Regions from separate parts of the Mus musculus genome. Here all the other regions are linked to region 1. A link is a loop called in an ENCODE intact Hi-C map of the cell type or tissue named here. Cell type or tissue: left cerebral cortex. All regions are shown on one strand.

What was found. Hi-C counts contacts between places; a loop is a spot of excess contacts. Peaks named below come from ENCODE experiments on the same cell type or tissue, not always from the same donor. Only the 100,000 strongest peaks of a DNase experiment are listed, where the experiment ranks them.
Region 2: it touches region 1 in a loop (2.1-fold over the local background); 2 of 42 quality-filtered maps call a loop at or near these places.
Region 3: it touches region 1 in a loop (6-fold over the local background); 3 of 42 quality-filtered maps call a loop at or near these places.

What each region holds. Positions count from the first base shown.
Region 1 is chr15:66,481,757-66,489,756 of GRCm38, reverse strand. Lrrc6 (leucine rich repeat containing 6 (testis)) reads left to right here. Exons shown (of 12, transcript NM_019457.2): 2 at 117-284. Among named protein-coding and RNA genes, the nearest start is that of Gm31006, 15 kb to the left of the region's middle. In left cerebral cortex, no CTCF peak of the experiment used is centred here; DNase peaks (open chromatin) are centred at 496 and 3,857; H3K27ac peaks cover 2,649 bases.
Region 2 is chr15:66,555,167-66,563,166 of GRCm38, reverse strand. Tmem71 (transmembrane protein 71) reads left to right here and starts at 2,121. Exons shown (of 10, transcript NM_172514.3): 1 at 2,121-2,437; 2 at 3,805-3,887; 3 at 5,362-5,422; 4 at 7,924-8,000. The coding sequence starts at 3,848. In left cerebral cortex, no CTCF peak of the experiment used is centred here; DNase peaks (open chromatin) are centred at 586, 1,073, 2,430 and 3,823; H3K4me3 peaks cover 191 bases.
Region 3 is chr15:66,542,599-66,550,598 of GRCm38, reverse strand. All of the region lies in intron 5 of Tmem71 (transmembrane protein 71), which reads left to right. Among named protein-coding and RNA genes, the nearest start is that of Tmem71, 14 kb to the left of the region's middle. In left cerebral cortex, no CTCF peak of the experiment used is centred here; a DNase peak (open chromatin) is centred at 3,086.

The sequences.
Region 1 (8,000 bases):
CTTGGGCCTGAAGAATTGACGCTTGGCTGCAAAGAAACTCCAGCATGTTAATAACATAATAACCCGACACAGAACAATGGGAATGGGAATATAATATGCTGCAAATTTTCTTTCAGTCACAGAAGATCTTATTAGACGGAATGCTGAGCACAATGACTGTGTAATTTTTTCCCTGGAGGAACTCTCCTTGCATCAGCAAGAAATAGAAAGGCTAGAACATATTGACAAATGGTGCCGGGACTTAAAAATTCTCTATCTTCAAAATAACCTCATTGGAAAAATTGGTAAGTCTCATTTGTTTTTGTTTTTTTTCTTATGACTTTTTTTTTTTTAAGATTTAAGGAGGAGAACTTTGAAAAACAACTGAATAAGAAGGCCATGGGGAAAAGACACCACCACCTCTCAGTAGCTGTTTGCAGAATATTCCCCAGGCCTCCTTCCTGTGTGTAGTTGGCCCTGGCATCCAGAGGGATGCTGTTATGGAATTGGAAGCAGAGTTTAGTGTGAGGCGCCCATATTCTCCTACCAGTTTTCAAAGTGGGTGGATATGAGTCATGAATTTTCCATAGCTTTATATCTCTCTGCAAAACTGGTAAGATCATGTTGGGATTTAAAATCCTTATCATATATGTATACCAATACTTTTGTTGTTGTTGTTGGTTTAAAAAGTTACAGATGCCCAAAGTTGTAAGCAACCAAGAGATCCTTCAGACAACTATGCTATATCCATGAAATGGAGTGTTATTCACAGCTTAAAAGAAATGACTACTGAGGCATGAAAACACAGAAAATAGTCCTCAGTGTACATAACCAAGAGCAACCAATATGCAAAAGCTAAGCCTACATGAGTCTAACTGATATTCAGGGAAAAGCAGAAGTATAAAAACCACAAAAGATCAGTGCTTTCCAGGAGTAATGAACAATGAATAGTCAGAGTATGTAGGATAATGTGGATACATGTTTGTTTGACAAGGTACACAGAATGTATACCAAGAGTAGCATATCTCAACCTGTGAGTTGTGACCCCATTGGTAAACTCTCATCTCCAAAAATATTAACATTATGATTCATAACAGTAGCAAAATGACTGTTATGAAGTAGCAAAAAAATAATTTTATGGTTGGGGGTCAGGACATGAGGAACTGTATGAAAGGATCACAGCATTAGGGAGGTTGAGACACACTGACCAAGGATAAGTGTGTAGGTGATGATATGTCAAATTAGGCTTATCAGTTTTGATGAGTCTATCCCCTTGGGATAAGATATTAGTAGCATTGGGGACCAGCAGTTGGGGTCATGCAGGGAAATAATTGGGTATTTAAGAGCTGTACGTTCTGTTCAGTTTTTCTATGACGATAAATCTGCTCTCAGAAGTCAGTATGTATTTTTAAATGTCTGTCAGATTACCACAGACTATGTTAGCCAGTTATGCCACAGTGCTGAGTACCGGGTATTGTGATCAGTTTGGTACATTAAGATGGTTTTAGTTTGGAATGGAATTGACAGGTAAGTGCAGAAGTCATGGGGGAAAAAAGATCAAACTGTTAGTATTGTATCTGATGACCTTAGTTCCTTTTCTATTACTGTGAAGGCAATTTATAGAAGGAAGAGTGCATTGAGAGCTGGCTTATAGAGGGTTCATTACCATCACAGCAAAGTCATAGCAACAGGCAGGCAGGCATGGCACAGTAGGTAAGAGCTTACATGTTGAGACAATAACTACAAGGCCAAGAGACACACAGTGGCAAAGGCATGGACTTTTCCAGGGTTGGTGGTGGTGGATATTTTCTTTATTTACATTTCAAATGTTTCCCCCTTTCCAGGTCTCCCCTTTGGGAAACCCCTATCCCATCCTCTCTCCCCTGCCTCTATGAGCGTGCTCCCCCATCCACTCACTCCTGTCCTCCCACCTGGCATTTCCCTACACTGGGGCATTGAACACCCTCAGGCCCAAGGGCCTCTCCTCCCACTGATGACCAACAAGGTCATCCTCTGCCACATATGTGGTCAGCACCACGGGTAGGCATGGACTTTTGAAATTTTAAAGTCCACTCCCAATGACACACTCCTCTGACAAGGCCATACCTCCTCCAAGACGGCCATGCCTCCACCAAGGCCACACTTCTTTATCCTTCTACTCTTCCCAAACAGTTCCACTGACTGGGGTCCAACCATTCAAACATGTGAGCTAATGGGGAGCATTCTTATTCAATCCATTACACCGATAAAGTTCTAGCAGAAGGTAACATACACTATTAAGTACATAGACTTGCTAATACGACCCTCAGGCAAATCTTTAATTATTGGGAAGCTGAGCAGCCACAGGTTTCCCCTGACCAACTAGGTTCAAGTTTTATGGCAGGAAGAAGCTAGATCATATGTTCTCTGGCAGGGACATCCTAGAAAAAGGGAAGGAAGGAAGGAAGGAAGGAAGGAAGGAAGGAAGGAAGGAAAGAGAGACTGTGCATACTCAGTTTCTTCTCCCAATTTACCCATGGGATAGATTGATGTTTCTTGTCCCCTGCATTCCTAATAATGTGTCCTAATAATGCATCCTAATAATGCGTCAAGAGGCATACAATGGGGTTATGCAACCATAGGGAACAAATGGTGAGTCACTTCTTAAAGCAACTCTGCCTGAATGGTAAAAGCGCAAATGGGCTCTGCCATCAGGTAGTCTTGTCTGTGAACCCTTCCTCTGTTCCTTATTTGTGATCTGTGTGAAAATAAGCAAGTCGGTTAAGCTGATCAAGACTGTGTTGGCTTATTTATAAAACAGTGCTGACAGCACTTATTGTAGCAAGGGATATAGTATGGCATAAGATGGGTGTGAGGATTATTGTGCTTACAATGAATTAAGTGTTCAGTAATGAAAGCTGCCAAGCTATGTATGCCATTACTTAGCCCAGGCGGTCCTGGTTAGCCAACTGAAGCCAGAGGCAGAGGGGAAAAGTGAATAGTACTGGAGGACTGGATGGAATGAGTTGAGATAGAGAGAGTGCTACCTCTGGAGTCCAGGAGTCAGTGTTGAGGTGATAGTTAACTTTTCATGCATGTGCAGAGGTTCTCAATAGGAGGTACTTAGCCATGGCTGGGGATATTTTGATTTGATTATGATAGGGGTGTGTGTGTGTATGTGTGTATGTGTGTGTGTGTGTGTGTGTGTGTGTGTGTGTGTGTGTGTTGGGGATGTATGTTACAGGTCCCACCTTAGCAGAAGCCAGGAACCAGGAATACTACTACAAGACAAGAATTATCCAGCTCAAAATGCTAACATTACCAAGGCCGAGAAAGCCTGGTAGCATGCTGCGGATAATTGAAAATTTGCTAGAAGATTATAAAAAGCCCAGATCTGCATCATTTTGGGAAGATTTAGTAAAACTATATATTTCTTCAGATAAATATTCTTGGTGTCTTTTGCTTTACCAGGAACTGGAAACTCTGGCAAAATGTTCAATTAAAAAGGCGGTTAGATAAAACCACCAGCTTTTATTCATGGGCACTTTGCAGAACGGTGCTAATTGTACAGATCTCAAAAGAGTTCCCAAAATTTTAATCTCCACAGCTGGGTCCATCACAATTACTAATTAACAGCATAGTATTTCAGGCCTTTTCAGGGCTGTGAGAAAGCTTAAATTTTGGCTTCCGAAGTATTCTTAAATTAAACACTCTTTTAAATTCTAATAATGGGACTTTTCAATGCTGCTCCACCCATGGGCATTTAGGCATGTGTTTTGCAAGTGAAAGTACTTCTCTAGGATCCACACATGCTGTCCTACCATTGAGGTAGAAGTTTTCAAAGCAACTGCCTTTCCTAGAGCTCCCTGGCTCACTCAGTGGGACAGATGGGCTGTGGGAGGAAGGCTCTGCTCAGCAATGAAGCAAGTGTGAGCTAAGGACCATCTGGGGACCTACCAGAGTGCAGAGCCTGGGTGTGGGGTAGCCACCAGGGATCTGCTGTCCCAACATCTCTCCTGTGGGCATTTTAAAGATGAGGGTGTCGGGGAGAGTGGACATAGATGCACAAGCCTCTTTTACCTGAATAGATATTTGGTAAACAAGAAGTCTGTGGGTCTGCTTGTGGCATTTTGGGACACGGGCTGCCAGTGCTTTGAGCTTGAGCTCTCAAACCTTCTTATGGCCTGCTAGAGAGGGCACTTATAGAATCTTTGCCCATCTTCTAGCCACTTTGCTCCCTGTCTCTTGCAAATTTAACTGAGGAAATTCTACTTGTACAACTCTTGTATTGATTTCCACTGGGTGAATCCAGCATTTGAGGGCCATGCTAATAACAGAAGTGAGGAAAGGAGTTCTTGGCAAGCCAGGTATCCCACTGTGGGATGGCAGTTCAAAGAGGAATGACTATTTTTTTGTTCAGGATGTAGATGAGACACTCTGCCTTTCCTGATCGCTGGCACACAGAAACCTCCAAATGTGTTGATGACTGAGTACTCAGCTGCCCTTAGAGACCCTTTTGTAAACACTAGTACCACTTGAGTAATTTAATCACTAAGAGAAGCTTAATTCTTCCTCAGATTCTTATTTTAAAAATGAGTGGACTCGCCAGGCAGTGGTGGCACATGCCTTTAATCCCAGCACTTGGGAGGCAGAGGCAGGTGGATTTCTGAGTTCAAGGCCAGCCTGGTCTACAGAGTGAGTGCCAGGACAGCCAGAGATAAACAGAAAAACCCTGTCAAAAAAAAAAAAAAAAAAAAAAGAAAAGAAAAGAAAAGAAAAGAAAAGAAAAAAAGAAAGAAAGAAAAAGAAAAGAAGTGGACTCGAAGCACTGAGAACTAAGTATTGTTCTCATATATTCAAGGCTATATAAATAATTTTAGATGAACTCTGAATAGTGCTTAATGCAATGATAGTAAGTTATGCTTGCTATTCATTTCATAATATTTCAGAGAACCTGGGAGAGCAGCATTGCTTAGGTGAGTCAGGGATACCATCTGTACTGGCTAGTTTTGTGTCAACTTGACACAGCTGGAGTTATCATAGAGAAAGGAGCTTCAGTTGAGGAAATGCCTCCATGAGATACAACTGTAAGGCATTTTCTCAATTAGTGATCAAGGGGGAAAGGCCCCTTGTGGGTGGGACCATCTCTGGGCTGGTAGTCTTGGGTTCTATAAGAAAGCAGGCTGAGCAAGCCAGGTGAGGCAAGCCAGTAAAGAACATCCCTCCATGGCCTCTGCATCGGCTCCTGCTTTCTGACCTGCTTGAGTTCCAGTCCTGACTTCCTTGGTGATGAACAGCAGTATGGAAGTGTAAGCCAAATAAACCCTTTCCTCCTCAACTTGCTTCTTGGTCATGATGTTTGTGCAGGAATAGAAACCCTGACTAAGACAAATTGGTACCAGCAGAGTGGGGTATTCCTGTGACAACCTGACCATGTTTTGGGGAGGTCTGTGGAAGGACTTTGGAACTTTGGGCTTGAAGATCCACTCGTTGTTAAGAGCTCTGTCAGATGTTTTGTAGGAGCTTGGAAGATAATGTTGAGAACAGAGCAGAAGATGGAGGCCTGGCTTGTGAAATTTCAGAGGGAAAATTAAAGACTCTTTTCAGGGCCATTGCTGTTTTGATTGTGAAGATTCTGTAGTTCTGGTTAGCTGGGGCTGAAGAATCAGCTGTGATTAACAAGATACCAGAACTACTAAAGCAAAAACTTTGCATTACTGGGACTATTGATGCTGGTTAGCTGGAGCTAAGAAATTAGCGGTGATTAAGAAGAGACCAGCATCATTGAGGTGACATCTTCTGGGAAGTGTTTTCTGAGAGCACAGTGGCTGTGTTCCAGATATAGCCAAAGTTGTACCTTGTGCTGTGGCTGGACTTGGTAATGTGTAAGGGTCACCCAGATGGTACTGGTTTTGAAGGCATGAAGGAGTTGAGCAGAGCAGCTGAGGCTTGGCACTGTGAGAGGCCATGGAAGGCCATTGGTGAAAGTCCAGCCTCATTTGCAATTGATGGCCCAGGACTGAAGGGGTCATGCAGTGTTTTGGAGATGCCAGTACCATGAGATGACCACCAAGAGCAGCAGCAGCAGTGGAGTACAGGCATCTGGAGCCTAGAGGATGACGCGTGTGCTACAAAGGGCATGGCTGGAGAAGTGACCCAAGCCCTTGGAGGAGCCCAGAAGATCGTAAGTTGGATCCCAGACATTGGACGGTTGGAGATTGACTTTTGCTTTTGATTGTGGCTGTGCCCTGATATTTTCCCTCTTGAAGGAAGAAACTGTTTTAGTGGAGCCCACAGTTAAGAGACTTTTAATTGTAAAAAGACTTTGGATTTTAAAAGAGATGGATATTTTAAAGAGATTGAAATTTTAAGAATATGTAAAGACTGTGGGACTTTTAAAGTTATTTAGATCTTGGGGATGAATAAGATTGTAAGGGTTGAGGCTTACTAGTGATGTTTTTGTGTGTCAAGTTGACAAGGGGTCAATTGTACTGGCTAGTTTTGTGTCAACTTGACACAGCTGGAGTTATCATAGAGAAAGGAGCTTCAGTTGAGGAAATGCCTCCATGAGATACAACTGTAAGGCATTTTCTCAATTAGTGATCAAGGGGGAAAGGCCCCTTGTGGGTGGGACCATCTCTGGGCTGGTAGTCTTGGGTTCTATAAGAAAGCAGGCTGAGCAAGCCAGGTGAGGCAAGCCAGTAAAGAACATCCCTCCATGGCCTCTGCATCGGCTCCTGCTTTCTGACCTGCTTGAGTTCCAGTCCTGACTTCCTTGGTGATGAACAGCAGTATGGAAGTGTAAGCCAAATAAACCCTTTCCTCCTCAACTTGCTTCTTGGTCATGATGTTTGTGCAGGAATAGAAACCCTGACTAAGACACCATCTTTCTTTTTTGCCTCAAATAATTCTTCTTTTAAGAGAAAGTGTAATGATTCAGTGCACAGCTCTAGAATCTAATTATTTTGACTCTACCATTTAATCTCAGACATGTGCATTAACTCTATTGGCATATGAATGTATACACACACACACACACACACACACACACACACACACACACACACAGCCTGTGAGATACCTCAGGGGGTAAGATGCTTGCCTCCAAGCCTGATGACCTGGGTTCAACTTCCAGGCTCTACATGGTGGAAGGAGAGGTCTGACTCCCACAAGTTGTCTTCTGATGCCCACACACATCCTGTGACACATTCATCCATACCCATACATTTCCACACAATACACAAACGTAATTAAACGGCTTTTAAAATCTAATATAGGTGAAATACCTAGAATATGATATGGTAAATACCAAATAGTTAGCTGTGTCTTATTATCAACTATTTTAAAAACAGCAATTCATTCAACAGCAGTTCTTTGTCTAGCTCATACTTGTTTTGTGTGAATGGCCTTTCAGATTTATTTTAAAAAGATACATAATCTCATGACAGGTTCATTTTAGCTTTAAGTTAAGGAAAGCTTACTTCTCATGGCTGTCCACCTATAGGACGAGATAAAGAGGACTCCAAGGGCAGTGGGTCCCTTTTCTCTGTTCCATCATCTCAGAGTAAACTTTATTTACAGCTGGTTCCTTTATGACCAAGTAGAATGACTAAAGGAGATAACAGTTATATCCTTGTTATCCTCTTGTAGTAAAGATATATACAGTCCCAAAGCAGAGAACATGGAGTTTTTGCCTAACTGACTTTGAATACTTGTGGTGTGTGTCCCTTTCTTTAGCACATAGCTTCCAGGAAATGATGCGGCCTGGTTGACTTAAGCCTAAGTACTGAGCAGGAGTTACTGAGTCCTGTACACTGGCCAGCTTGCCTAAATGTAGGCCATTGGCATTGGAGATGGATAGGGACATGTGCAAACATTAGTACTCTGAAGAAGGGAGGAAGAGAGGAAAGCTTTGCAGGTGACCTTGTGTCTGTTGTATAGATGTTCTGTCTAGTTTTCTGTCAACTTGACACAAGTTTGAGACATTTGGGAAGGGGATACCTCAATTGAGAAAATTTTCCCACCAGATTGGCCTGTGGGCA
Region 2 (8,000 bases), 73 kb before region 1:
CAAAATATACACAACCTTGCTTGCTTGCTCTCAGTTAGCTCTTTCTACTCTTATATGGCCCAGGAAATGATGCTGCTAACAATAGGTTGGATCTTCGTACATGAACTAACCATCATGATTCACCCTGACCCCCAGATATGTCTACAGACCAACCAGGTCTAGGAAATTTTTCAGTTAAGACTTCTGTCTCAGTTGACTCTTGGTTGTGCCAAGCTGAGAGTCCAACTAGGCAAGCACATGGACCTTCACATAACCAGACAAGGCTCATGCTCCATTAACACATTTCACATTCTGCACAGGTTGCTGGGTAGAAAATGAAGTGGAAAGAGTTCTGGAAAAAAGCTCAGCTTAGCCATGGTGACCAATTACAAAGTCACCACCTGAGGAAATAAAAGCATATCACTATAAACAACTAAGTTTTGGATACTTATTTTACTGTGGAGTAATTTCTGTATTAGAATGACATCCCTGCCACTCTTTCCAGATTATTAGCTTTCCCAGACTCTGACCAGAAGAACAATGTCAGGCCCTGATATAATTCTGTAGTGTGTGTGGCAAAAAGCCCAGACTGAGGTAGCTGGTAGTCATGCAACTCATACATTTTTAATTTCCTAGTATGTACTAAACCTCATACTACACCATGATATATAACAAGAAAAGAATAGATAGACCTTAGGCTCTGAAGTAAAGCAGGAGATGGAACATAGAAAGTCTCTTGGTTCCTTAACTGTAGCTATGACGCACACTCCAAATAAAAATTGTAGAGAGCTGTGGCCTTCATAACTTGATCTAGGAGAGGTCATGTAGAAGGAGTTGCTTAGGAACAAGATGTAGAAACAACGGTAGTATGTTTAAAGACTCCAAGGTGAAAGCAAACCTGAACAAGATGAAAGGCTGAAGATCAACATGGTCAAACTTTAGAAGATAGAATGTGTGCAGTATGAGGCTAAAACTTGCCTCATAGGCTGCAGGGGTGATTTTGAACTTATTATGAGAGAGGAGCAAAGATGAAGGTTTTAATTTAAGGAATGACATAATCAAATTTACATAGTGAGATATGTATGTGCATAATGTGTTGGATAGAGGCCAAGTAGACAGTTGGAATGTTAGCATAAAATACAGTCAGAATGAGGTAGTAAGTGGAGTCCCAGGGAGAGACAATGGAGGTGGAAAGAATGTGGGATTCTGCGTAGGAAATAATACTGATATCTCCTAACATCAAAAATAATCTCGGTAGCAATCCCCAAGAATTAATAACACAAACTCTCCACCATCCTGATCAAGCTCTCCAAAGAGAAGTCAATTCACAAAATCCAATAAGGAATACATCTTGCACATTCCCTCAGGTACCCAGCTATTTCTTTCTTCTTTCTTCTCATTTGATTCTGCAGGCCAACCTTGGGGCTATAGATTATTACATTTAAATTTGAGAAAATTGCAGCTCAAAGATGCTAAGCCACAAGTCTGAGGTCCCAAAGCTATCGTGAAAGACCATTTTAATCTTAGCCTGTCTATGCCAGTGCCTGGAAAATGAAGAAGTGGATGCTCACAGTCATCTATTGGATGGAACAGAGGGCCCCTAAAGAAGGAGCTAGAGAAAATACCCAATGAGCTAAAGGGGTCAGTAACCCTACAGGAGGATCAGCAATATGAACTAACCAGTAACCCCGCCCTCCCCCCAGAACTGTGTCTCTAGTTGCATATGTATCAGAGGATAGCCTCATAAAAATCACATTATTATAGATAATATATAGCTTTTATAGCATCCTGAACTTGATAGCGTTGATGCTATCTTTGATATATTTAGGTTAATTGGACCAAGAGCATAATAACTGTATGCTACTCATAACTGAATATAGCCAGAAAATGTCAAACAGGAAACATGGCTTAAATTTTCTCATGTTAATATAGTTTGAGGTGACACAGAAGCTCTGAGAAGCATCCCTCAATGATCACAATGTATGGAGTTGACCTGACTCTGGGTTGCCTGTTCCCTTCTGATGGTCAAGAAGATCTGCTGTATTTACTCTGTGAACACCACTGATGCGATCGTGACAGGAAGTATGACCTCATTCTGCTGCCCTGCCTCTAGTTCGGAAAGGCTGATATTGAAAGTAAACAAGGCCCGTGAGACTAACTCCCAAGAATGACAAGCTATTCTATTCTTGGAAGCAGCTGAAAGATCCAGAGGCCCCTGACCACCAAATTGCCCTGTGAAAGTGGCAGAGACATGGTCATCTCCAACCAGAAGGGAAGACGGGGTGCTCTGTGGGAAGTCACTTCTGCACCTGTTGACATTCTGATGGGATTTTTCAGTTGAAGAACGGCTCGGTCCAGCTTTCTGCACTACCAACCACTGGGAAGCTTCGTATTTCAGTAACCCTCCTGTCATTTATCAGTCGGAAGAAGAGCCCGGGGACTCCCTGTGGAGGAATATGTATGAGCAAGTTATATTTCAGAACAGATGCATTGCTTTGATGAGCTGGTAGACAGAGTCTGTTTCTTGAAAAGTTCTTGAGCTGTGAATGCAAGTTGTTTTCACAGTTACTAATTCTTGACTAGCGGGCATTATGCTCACTGTACATGGCTCCTCGCTTTTGTAAGATCAAACAGCGAGACCTTGCTTTCTGCTGCACAATGCCTTGCCTTAAAACTAAGCTTACTGCCTGAGGAAAACTAACATATAGTCATTTGGACTGGACAAAGTCTTATTGTATTACTCAATGCTGAAATCACAAGGAACATGCTAGTATGTTCACTTGTATGGATATTATCTTTTTCAAACCAGTGATTTTCTTTTTTAAAAATGTGTGTCTTTATTTAGAAATCTTCCAAAGAATGCTAGAAAGTTCTGTATTATTTAAGACAATCTTATAAGCTGGAGTATATGATTCCTTGAAAGGTTCACTATACATTATTAAATAATCTAGTTTGAGCCTTAGAGTTGATGTGACTGATTTAATGTATTATGTTATAGCAATCAATTATTAGTTGACATGTTTATCAAAAACAGGGACAGAACTACTAGATCATAAAAGGCTCTCATGTCACCTTATAAAACTACTAGGGTCGTATTATACATATATACTTATATACATACAAACATATGTATATGTATACACTTATATAATTTATGTAATTCAGTAGCTACATGGAGATAGAACTATGTGATAAGAGGTAACTGATCAATATTTGCACAAATTGCACACTTTGAAGCATGCTTACTTTGAAATTGAAAAGTAAATTCTAAGCTTTCAGGAATGTGACTTTGTAATCTGGGTTGTGGTGGTCTATTTGTAGCTCAGTATAGCTTATGCTGTTTAGGAATGTTCAGACTGATAGCCACCACAAAAGCCTTGACCTTCTCCATGGCCACTTGTCAATGGCAACAATCTCCAAGCACTTACTGCAACTCAATAATGAAACTAGTTCTGCTGGCTGCTTTAAATACACATTTGTTTCAAGGACACTAGAACCAGCCTCTTTTTCAGATTTCTTAATTAAGTAACAAAAACCTATTTAATCTGGATGACAAATAAACCTTTGTAAGTATTGCTTTTCTCTCACAATGGTGTTGTTATTTACAGAATATTCAGACTTAAGGAATGAGACAATGAAAAATAGAATTTAAAGTAGGCAGCCCCACACTGAAGTCCCACAATCTGGTCTGCTTCTCCAATCCTACATCTCTGTACTATTTCAGCAAACAAATCTGACTAGTGCAATTAGTAGACGCCATCTGTTTGGCATCATTTGTCTATTTTTAATATATAGTCCATCTTTTTTTTTTAACGTCTTTTGCAGAAAAAAAAAAATCTGTGAAGTTTGAACAAGCGGCCTTCTCAAGATGTACCGAGACTCTCCACTGATGTCGACACCAGTAGCAAGTAAATGTGAAACTGCTCTGTGCAATTATCTTTGAACGATTAGAGTCCTCTTAGCAATTTCCTTGCTTTGATTTTGCTGATACTCAGACCATTAGCCATCTGTCAGTAGCTTGTGTTTTTTAAATGCCAGTGTGTGCGCTTTGGCAATGATTTCGACTTCATTTCTTTCCTTGAAAGAAATGTGGCATTTTTTTTTCTTTTAGGATTAAAAAAAAATCACTATTTTTTTAGATGCCTATGCATAAATGTGAAAGGAGGCCATTTATTGGCTACTATTAAGATGCAAAACTGTCTACAAAAATGCTGAAAGATTGATCACAACTTTCAGAAAATAAGGGCGTTGTTCAAACGGTAGTGGTTTCTTCCTTCCTCTTATTTTTCTCTCCCAACCCTCTTTGTAACCCTCTCTCACACACCCAGTTGTTCTTCTTTTTTTTTCTTTTTCTTTTTAACTAATAAAATAACAGCCTGAGCTGAAAGTCTAAATTACCTTATTTGTTTTCAGTAGTAATTGTCAGCACAGAAATCAAGTTTCTCTGAGCCAGGCTGTTAGAAGTCCTGATACTGCCGTTGCCTTTTATAAAATTGTGTGATAGAGTTTACACTACGAATCCCCTTCGATCTTCCTCCAAGTGAAGCCCATTGTCATGCCTATGGATTGGATCTTCTTTAATGAAGTCTTTACAGGCTTCATAGTTTTAAAAGCCATCTATTTAAAATCAATAAAAATCAACCCTCAGGCTGGGGAGAGGCACTGTCATGTAAAATGTTCACCATGCAAGCATGAGAGTCTGAATTCAGATTTACACATCCCATATAAAGGACTGGGTATGATGTCATGAGCCTGTAATCCTGATACTGGACAGACATCCTAGGAGAATTGATGGGATCCAGGTTCAGTGAGAGACCTTGTCTCAAACAAGCTGGAGAACCATAAAGGAAGACACACAAATGTGCACACACACTTGCACACACAAAATCTACACTTCATACTCACCCCCCACAATGCCTTCTGTTTGCTATAATAGCGACATCTTAGAAAGCATTAACCAATCACAAAACTCCTTGGCAGTGACTGGATTCTCTCACATTATAGAGTTAGCTACAATACCCACCACACTGAGCGACTGGTCTTGATTTTTCTTTTTGAACTTCGCACAAGATGCTTTCTCTCTTCCACTCATAAGCTCCGTGTGGTGGCCATGATTTATCACCCTGCACTAAAGAAAGCTGTCAATGACTGTGGAGTGTGAGAGCGACAGAAGATAGATATTCCAAGATTACTTTATGCTTCCCATAGAGGATGGGTGACATGTCGACGGAGTCTCTGAAACTAGCTGTTCACACCATTCTACCACATTGCTACCCTCTTGCTGAGGGTGGAACATAAGCTGCCCACGTGTCAACCTTGCAGCTAATTAGGGTCATACATATTGGTGAGATATTGAAAATTCTCTCTCGTTTCCTTATGCAGATGACTCCAGGTCAGACGAAGGACCTTCTGGAAAGCTGTCTCCGACATGCCTTTTCCCAAGGTATGTTGGAGACTTTTCTCTGTCAAACTCCCTTCCTGCCCATCTTACTTTGTCTTCCTTTAGAAGCACTATTGTACATAGCATATATAGGCTTGCCATGGCTATTTATTTTCACTCCCCTGCATTAACTACTGAAAACTTGTCTGCTCTAAGAATGGGATATTCTTTTTTTCTTTTTAGTGTGAGTACATAGCAGATGTCTATTGAATGGCAAACTCCATCAGATACATAGTTTTGATTGGCTTGGTTGATTTTCTTATTTGATATCTTTGTTGCTGGTTGATTTTCTTATTTGATATCTTTGTTGCTTTCTAATGCTGTGGCAAAACACCATTACCAAGGCAACTTACAGAAGAAATCATTTATGGACGCTTACAATTCTAGAGTACTGCTATAGTAGAGGCATCTTACACATGACCATCATGGAGGGAAGCATGCCAACAAGCAGGCAGGCATAGTACTTGAGAGCTTATATATAATCCAGAGCACAAGGCAGATAAAAAAAGAACTTACTGGGACAGATGTGGACTTATTAAATCTTGAAACCCTTATTGGCAGGGTTGACATGCTTCTGCCAATAAGGCCATACCTCCCAATTCTTCCCAGTTTCACCAACTGGGGACCAAGAATTTAAATATATGTGTCTATGGGGGTCATTCTCATTCAAGACACCACATCATGGCTTCCTATCTCATTTCACAACAGTGACAGTACTCACCAGTACACAAGCTGGTCAAGTTTCATGTTCTGCTCACAGTGGTCAATCCCACTATCTTGTTCAATCCTTCAATGAGATCCCTTTTTTTTTCCCTTCCTGTGATTTTTCTAATTGAGCTTCTGTCTACCCCTAATTCCTTCTATAGTCATTAGCTGAGGCTTCCCCCACCATTTTCTGAAATGAACTTACAAGATAAAGGGATCTAGTACTGATATTAGAACCTGTCCTTCCTGTAGGTGTCAGGCCTTCTGACACTACCACTTAAGTCAGTCAAGAATATGTAAGCAGAAACATGAATTTGTGTTGGATCAGCTTAACTAGGGTTGCATCCTAGCTCCCCGGAATACTAGCTATGTAACATAGCTAAGTAACTTGTCCTTCTGAATCTTCATCTTTTTTTTGGGGGGGGAGTACATAAGGAGAATCATATCATAAATCTCCTTACCTTTTAGAGAGATTTTCTGCAAAGGACAGAAAAAAACATCCTTGGGGCTTGATCTATGGTACAAATTTAATAAGTAGTATCTATTAGTATCTTATTAATAACAAGCACATATTCCAATTGTTCATATGTTTTTAAATTATAAAAAGCCATAAGGCCTGCAGGAAATATAGAAAGCGAGAATGAAACATGGTTTATAAACTATCAGCAAAATTTTTAAAGGATGTAAGGATGTTCTAGGGTTTGACTCTTTACCAATACCAGGAAGCAATACTCTTCCAGGACTTGGTTAATCATCACTCAAGACAAGAAAGGGCTGGTATTTGGACAGTTGAGTAAGTTGCTGGTTGTTTGTGTGGTTAGGTTTCTGAAATCCATTGAAAAGGGCCTATTGAAAGATAAACAGCTGCTGGAATTTCTCCAGTATAACTAAAGTGAGAGTCAAGAGCTAGAAGTAGTTTTGTTAATGGCTAAAAATATTTGATAGCACTGTAAATTCCCTCTCCCTCTCCCTCCCCCCTCTCTTTCTCTCACAAACCTATGGATGTTACAAGAATATTTTCAATTTATGTCCAGACAAGAAATGAGAGAGAAAATATTAAGGACATTTGAATGGAGACATTCCCTGAGTTAGGGAAACTGAGGTTGATAATAATTGTTAAAGACTGAAACTCAGAGAATAATTAGGAATACAGCTCCAGCGCTCTATCATTTCCTAGTTCTTGAGGAGGCAAATAGCATGAAGAGAAAAGCATAGGGTAGGACCCCCCCCCCAGAAAAAATAGAAATGTGTAAAAGAGCTAATGGTTCAATGTCACCTTCTGCCATAGAGATGAGTTCCGTGAATGGGGAAAGAACAGGAAAGAAAAGATTTGGGTAAGATATGGAAGCTGCCATCAGGCAGCTGAATGCTTCCCAAATGCAAGACTGAAAAGAAAGGAAATGATAATTTCTCTATTACAGTGGCAAGGGCAGTGATGTGACACACTGTATTGAATAAAGGGAACAATGAATTTCAACATCCCAGAAAGGAAGTTTAGTGATATTTCCATTTTTTTAAAAAATGGACTAATATCAAGAGTATAGGTCTATCCTCAGGGGAAGAGGCTCATTTTCCAGAACGTTGTCACCAAAGTTCTAAGTAGAAAACAACTGAATGCTGTGTGGTTCAGCGCCTAAGCCCTGGCAGTTAAGAGCACCACTGATAAGGGCTGTGGAAGTAGTTGGCACCATGAATGTGAAGAATGGAATTTCTTTCACAGTGACTACATGGTCATATGGGTCTTGTATGATTGTCCATACATGATGGAGACTTAAAGGACTTTCCTTTTTTCTCTTTAGCTTTACTTGTGACTTCCTGGATGGAGACAGTTCTTTTGAATGCTGCTCCATAGACCCCCTGACAGGCTCCCACTATA
Region 3 (8,000 bases), 61 kb before region 1:
TATATGTGTATATACATATATAATGTGATATATAAGTGTATATATTTAATAAGGTTAAAACTGTTCACATTCTGAGTATAATGTTGAACAAAGTCAATAAAGCATCTTATTCCTATGGAGATTGCATTTCGTTGGTGGAAATAGGCAAAATATATTATTGATCATGTTAAAAACTGTGGCTTGCATAGATAAAATTAAGGAGACAGTGATGAGAAAAAATTTGTGCCATTTATCCAGGTTTTCCCATTGGTACCAATTTATAGTGCTTCAAAATATTAACAAAATCAGGAATTAACATTGGTATGATGTGAACATTCGTGTGTGTGTGTGTGTGTGTGTGTGTGTGTGTGTGTGTGTGTGTGTAAAGGTGGATATAACACTAGACTCATTTAAAAAAATAACATGTCAAATTAAGCATCCTTCTCATAATATGAACAAATGATTAATGAAACCAAGTGCATTCTAGTTCCTGCCAAAAACAAGGAATTCTAAGCAGGACACAGACACGAGACTGATATAGGGGTTGGACCAGAAACGACAGATGGTAGAGGGCTAAAGAACCTTCTGTGCCGTATTAAGGAGACAGAGTTTATCTAATGATTCACAGGCATTTTGAAGCATCTTAAGAAGGATAAGGACACATCAGATTTGGGTTTTCAATGTTAGTTTTCTAGTAGTACACAAGGGAAGATTACACAGAATAGCTGGTGTGAGCTCAGAAGCAAAGAAAAGCATCAAACCTTCCAAGAAAGTACAGTGCAAAGAGAAGGAGGATAATTTTGTTTTTGATGTAGAATTGACAGGTTTGTGAGAGATTGAATGAGGTTGTGAGGAAGTGGGAGAAGTTTAACAAATGGTTGTGTTTTGTTTGGTAAAATGTGTGAAAAATTTTGCCCATGCCAGCTCTGGTAGATAGGAAAGCAGCGTGCTGGAGCTGCCTCTTCCTACTTGAGTGTTCTTGGGCACATCAATGAACATTTCTCATCTGCCACTTCCTTCTTTGTTAATACAGGACAAAGGAAATAGGACATAGGGTTGCTGTGAAGATGAAATGCAGTAGTTCACTAAAGTATCAATGTTGAAGCAATGGGTTGATGTTCTACTCAACACGTTTACTCTACAAAGATTTATTTTTATTATTTCTATTATGTGTAGATGTACTTTCCAAGGCCAGAGGGCTATGGTCCCCTGGAGCTGGTATTAAAACACAGCACGGTTGTGAGCTGCCACGTGGGTGCTGGAAACCAAAGTGGAGTCAAATGCTTTCAACTGCTGAGCCATCTCTCCAGCCCCTAGTTTGCCAATGAACATGTTCAGTATTAAGCAGTCTTACATTTTTTTCCTTTATGCATTTACTTTCTCATTGTGACTATAAATAATTGAGACTAAGTTTTCTTTTCCTTTTTTTTTTTTTTTGATTAGGAATATTTTATTGGACTCAAAAACAGGTTGTTACATGTTAATGTTTGGGTGTCTTTGAGAGCACATTAGCCAAAATAGGCAACCCATTCAACAAACAAAACAATGTAACACCTCCATGGCTGAACTTGTTTCTTTCCTGTCGCATCTTTGAAGTTCACCCCATTTCCTTTCTTCCCATTCCATGCATCACTTCATTTCTTTTTTTATTAGATATTTTTTATTTACATTTCAAATGTTATCCCCTTTCCTAGTTTTCCCTCTGAAAATCCCCTATCCCCTCCCCCCACCCCTCCCCCTCATCACCAACCCACCCACTCACATTCCCAGTCCTAGCATTTCCCTATACTGGGGCATAGAACCTTCACAGGACCTAGGGCCTCTTCTCCCATTGATGATCAACTAGGCCATCCTCAGCTACATATGCAGCTAGAGACATGAGTCCCACCTTGTGTTTTCTTGATTGGTGATTTAGTTCCAAAGAGCTCTGGGGGGTACTGATTAGTTCATATTGATGTTCCTCCTACGAGGGCTTCAGACCCCTTCCGCTCTTTGGGTACTTTCTCTAGCTCCTTCATTGGGGATCTTGTGCTCTGTCCAATGGATGACTGTGTTTTCTTTTTGCAATAAAGGTCTTAAAAGAGGCAATTTGAAAAAAAAAATATAAGAGACGAAGAGAAGCCAATTTCCATAAGCTGGAAAGAAAATGAAAATGGTGTCTGGTAACTACAACTAGTGTCTTAGTTACTTTTCTTGTTCTGTGGCAAAATTCCAGACCAAAAACACACTTAGAGGAGGGAGGGCTTATTTGGGTCACAGTTTTACAGTATACAGTCCAGCACTGCAGGGAAAATCTGATGGCAGGAGAGTGGCACACCTGGTCACATTGTGTCTGAGTCTGGAAGCAGAGAGCAAATAGGAGGTTGAGCTGCGATATGAATCCCCAACGCCTGCTTGAATGAATGCTACTTCCTCCAGCAATGATCCACCCCCTAAGGACTCCAATGGTTTTTCCAAACCAATTGGAGACCAACCCATGGGCTCAGGGAAGACATTTCACACTTAAGCTACATCACTAGGGAACGGATTTTACAAAGACCATTTTCACATATTTGGAAATTGGTATCTGCCTTCCCTAGTTGGTTCTTCCAAATCTGCCCAAACAACTTGAAAGCAGTTGGACCACAGCCATGCTGCACACTTGTGAGGTGTCTTATTAAAATTCTCATGGTTGTCAAATATCTTCTAAATATAACAAATTAAACCACCCCTTCCAAAAAATCAGTAATTAGTCAACCTGGTTGCGTTCAAGAGTTGGGAAGCTCTCATTTCTGCTGTCAGCTGTAATCACGTCTCCTCAGACGTCTTGGTTTCCGGTTTTACCCAAGGCCTCTTGATTTATCAGCAATTTGTTTTTCTCTAGAAATATGGCCTAGTTAGAACACTCCAGAAGAATTCAAAATTAAATTGTTTTGCTATTTTCTCTCTGTGCCGTGGCTGTAATCAAACACTATTTCCCCTGATTTTCTCATGCTTCAGTTTTCAGACTAAAGGATATTTTGCCGACTGGGTTTGTCCTCATCTAACCCCTTCTCCAGCTGCAGGAGACACCTTTCCTCATTAGTTGCAATTCACTCTTTAGTTGTTGGCATTTTTTGCCTTTCCTGAGGGCCACCCCCTCCCCCGCTGCCAAACTGCAATTTGGAATGTGTTCCTGGAGCTGTGAGTCACCCTGAAAGAGAATAGAGAATTCTCCCAAGGATAATTGAGTGGAAGAGGATCTTCACTTAGCCCTTAATGCTTTCAAGAATAATACAACTAAAAATATTTGCTGAAATGTTTGGTGTGGTAAGAGCCATTCATTTATTGTTAAACTTATCAAAAGATGAAAATCAGTCATAGAAAAGCATGAGTAGGGAGAAAATTTGTCGTTTTAGAAACATGTGTCTCCTTGGTCATTTTGAGTACAAAGGATTTTTACAGTTTCTCTGTGGTTTAACGCCATCATTTAAAAGTTCTGTGTAAGATTTCCAGGATGCCAGACAAGAACCCTTTGTTCTATTTCATTCAATTTTCAGGGCTAATTCTCTAAGTTAGACCAGGTAGTCCTGGGAAACAGCACGGGGATATTTTTCCTTTTGTCACAGAAAATGCCTCATGTCCTGGGATCATGGAATATTCTTTTTGGAGTGTGTGATTAGCCAGAAATATTCTGGATCCTTTATCATGTCCATATTAATACGGTCATCTGGCTTTCTCTGTGTTCTTAACAGCTTTACCAAGGTATAATTGATACACATAAAAATGTACACATTTAATATGCATAACTTAATGAGTTAGATATATGCTGTTATTTGTCACCATAATTAGCATAAAGGACATACCAAACAGCTCCCCAAGGCACCTTATATCCTTCTGTGTGTTTCTGTGTAGGTGTAGGTGTGTTTTCAGAACATGCAACATAATCTAGCTTTAAAAAATCAAATATCATATTGTAAACTGCATGCACCAGACTGTGCCACACATACCCTTAAAACATACCCATTTATTGTAACGGAAATGCTATACTCTATTTTCCCCACCTCCTAACCGTGGAAGCGCTGGAAGCCACTACTGCATTTTCTGCTTCTGTAAGTTTATCTATTTAGATCCTTATCGAAGTAGACTGACTTATTTACCTTAGCAAACAGTCATGCAGGTCCTTCCATGTTGTTGCAAGCAGCAGGATCATCCTCCTTACTTAAGGCTGAGTACATCCCATTGCATACACTTGCCACATTTAATTTATGCATTCACCTGTGGACTCAACTTGAGTCTGTATTTTGACTAGTGTGAGCAGTGCTGCAGTGAGCATGCTCCAGGATAAGCTCTACTGTGCGGCCCTTACAGGTTACCGATCACTTTCCTTCTCTATGGCAACCAGCAATGATGCATCTTTAGACTTGTTTGGCAGGTGTCCAGAAGCTTGAGAGAATGGGAGAAAGGAATATGGACGTATGGCAGGGACTTCCCTATCCAAAAGCCTCAATCCATTGGCTCAGTATCTAAGCTATGCCACAGACAGAGTGGCACTACCAATTTAAATACCACATAATAAAACACTTGTTATAAAAGGACCCCAAGAGTCTATTGGTATTCCTTAATCACTCCTCCTCCTTCAATAAGGACTCACGAGCTTCCAGGGCTCATTGCTTAGAGTGCTTTCACCACAAGGATCGAGTAACATTCAATCTGGATATTCATTAATGACTTCCAACTCCTCATAGACTAATCTTAGATCTTGAGTGTGATAGGAAGCTTTGAACCTGGACTCAGTCCAGTCAGAATCATCATGTGGTACTTCCCCAGGCTCATTCTTCCACCCAGCCATGTAGAACTGGCTCATTGGGATATGGTCTCTCAGCCTTTGTCTCCCCTCCCCCCGCCCCGCCCCGCCCCGCCCCCTCTGGTCTTCACTCTCTGCTCCTGCTCCATTATCTCCCTACTGTCACCTGGTAGAGTTTGTACTCATCCTCCAGGTTTCTTGTCCAGCCCCGCCTCTTCTATGAAGTCTTACTGTGTTCTACAAGGCATACTCAGAAGTCTTTTTTCTAGACTTTCACTGTAATATGACTTGGCTCCTCTAGTTCCTTGAACAGAACAATCCATGCAAGGTATATAGTAAGTGAACTGATCAGATAAACAGGCCTTCTTCCTCTATGTCCATGAAGCACCTGTCTTTTCTACTTTTGCTGCAGTTCCTGGAATTCTTTGGCTTGAGGGCTTCCCTGGGGTGTCACTGAAGCCTGCCTTGCTTTAGTTCTTCCACCTACCTGGCATCTTTCCTCAGTCATCTTATGTGCTGGGCATCCCCTGACACCAGTGGAAACAGAGAAAGAAGCCTTTCTCGTTGTTAATTAGCATGGACCAACTTCACATTGTTCCACTTGAGGTACCCAATGCATGAAAACAATACCATTCCTGACTGCTTTTTCTTCTCCTCTGCTTTTTTAGTTCTTTTCTCTCTAAAACGACTTTAGGCTCATAGCTATTTCTCACCACACTTCAGTTGTGCCCTTTCCGGAAACCCTGTCACTATGTATGGTGAGCTTTATAAGAAGAAGGTGGCAAAAGATATATATTTCCCCACAGTGAATTCAGGGGATTTAGAGTATGTGATAAGTATTGAGCCTAGAAGAATCTAGGGAAAGATCAAAAAATTCTTTCATAGAGGGCAAATTCCCTAGATGTCCAATTCAAAGGGGAAATGGTCCTAACTTACTTTGTGTGAAATGATGGAATGGAGATAATCTTTTTTTTTCTCATTTTCAATATCACTTTTAAAAACATTTCTAATCAAATAATAATTTTCCCAAATGTCAGGTCAGATTGTTGAAGCTAAACTCCAAACAGTGACCACATGAATCTTCGGAGCATCTTTTACCTGGGATTCTCCATCTTTCATAGCCATATTTATTTTCCTTTCCTGTCTTAGTCAGGGTTTCTATTCCTGCACAAACATCATGACCAAGAAGCAAGTTGGGGAGGAAAGGGTTTATTCGGCTTACACTTCCATACTGCTGTTCATCACCAAGGAAGTCAGGACTGGAACTTAAGCAGGTCAGGAAGCAGGAGCTGATGCAGAGGCCTTGGAGGGATGTTCTTTACTGGCTTGCTCAGCCTGCTCTCTTATAGAACCCAAGACTACCAGGCCAGAGTTGGTCCCACCCACAAGGGGCCTTTTCCCCTTGATCACTAATTGAGGAAATACCTTACAGTTGGATCTCATGGAGGCATTTCCTCAACTGAAGCTTTCTCTGTGATAACTCCAGCTGTGTCAAGTTGACACAAAACTAGCCAGTACATTTCCCATGTGAAATGGTTTCTCTGTTAACTTTGTGATGCAGAGTTGTGAACATCTCTCTTGGGCATTCTCTGAAGGAAACCATGTAGTTTGCATTGAGTGATGTTGCACATAGCCTTTATACTGGCTCCTGGCAGCATCAAGGGTCAGTACTAATGTAATAAATATTGACTCTTTGGATTAGTACAAATTATAACTTTCTCTCTCTCTCTCTCTCTCTCTCTCTCTCTCTCTCTCTCTCTCTCTCTCTCTCTCTCTCTCTCTCTCTCCTTAGCTTTTCATGAGGGAATAGACTATTGCATCCCTGCAGGGACTTGCTTCTAATTTTCTGTTCTCTTTAAGAATAAAGGGGCTTTCTCCACGCCCTATAGAACCCTCTAAACTGAAGCCCTTTAATTATGACTTTTAAGTCCCACCTTTCCATCAGTCAACCACAGTTATTGTTTAGGGTTGTGAGTGGCCTCAGCTTGCTTGCTAGGAATGACCTTTTCTTTTGAGCTTAAGCATGCAGCTTTAAAAGAATGTGTGTTGGATATGTGCCAGCTTTTAAGTCAGTCCAGGAAATAACCTGCATTCCATGCAGGACTTCTGCCTGATCTGTGTGAATGTCTTTGTCTCCAAGCCAGTGTTTTCTGCATTGTTTCAAAGTCTCACCTAAGGACAAGGTAGGGAAACTAAGCTGAGTGTAGATATCATGCAGGCCATCCAAGGCAGAGACTTGAGAATTCCTCAGACACTCAAGCCATATGAATCAAATCAGTGGGTCTATTTAGTCAAGGTGTAACACTACTAATGTAATTGAAAGTCATTCTTACTTATTGCATTCACCCTTTCCAGCAAAGTTCTAGCCTGGGAAGTTTAGGGTCCTTTAACTTTAGATTCAGCTCAAAAGTCAACAAGCCAGAATTATCCCATAGTGACTTTATGTTGAAGACACCTGATGATTCTAGAAGTTGTCTTAGCATGTTTCAAACTTTGTGTTGCATGGATTTGAGATTTAACTTGGGTGTTATTTAGAGGCATTGGTAGGCTAATTCCAGGGTAAGTAAAATGTATTTGCAAATGAACCATTATAAGGGAATGCATTAGAAACTATTTGCACCAAGCATTCTGTTTGAATGATAAAACGAAACATGTACTTGCTATTCAAGATTTCATTCAGTGTTTCAAAGTGGTTTATAGAGAGTTTCTATAGTAACACCTATCATAACATATTTTGCTACTCTGCTCTTACCTGAATAAAATCCTCACAAAACAAATGGTGACACCTGTCTACTCTGCTATTGCTTCTCAACAGCAACATCTAATAGATGCCAAATGAGTGAATGGGCAAATTAGAAGTAGGAGTTATCTCTGCTATAAAGTCTAATGTTGTAAAGATGTAAGGCTCATATGCTTACACAGATCCTTCAAATAAATCTATTCATAACCTAACATCACTTGGAGGTTGAAGATGAGATAATCCATGCCCTTGCCTACATGATGTTATAGTATCATTTCATGATTTCTTCAAGGGCCACCTGGATTTTACTATATATCGAACTGTACATTGATTTATCCAGAAGAAATACCACATGAATATCTACATGGTGACATTCTTACTAAGAAACAGTATATCGTCTATAAATGAAGCCCCTACTCTTTTGATGGAAAGCCAATGCTTTCTGTGGTCTGTTCTCCATTTGTTGTAAAACTATATTTTCCCTGAATTCTGCTGAGCTACTTGGTCGTAACTATA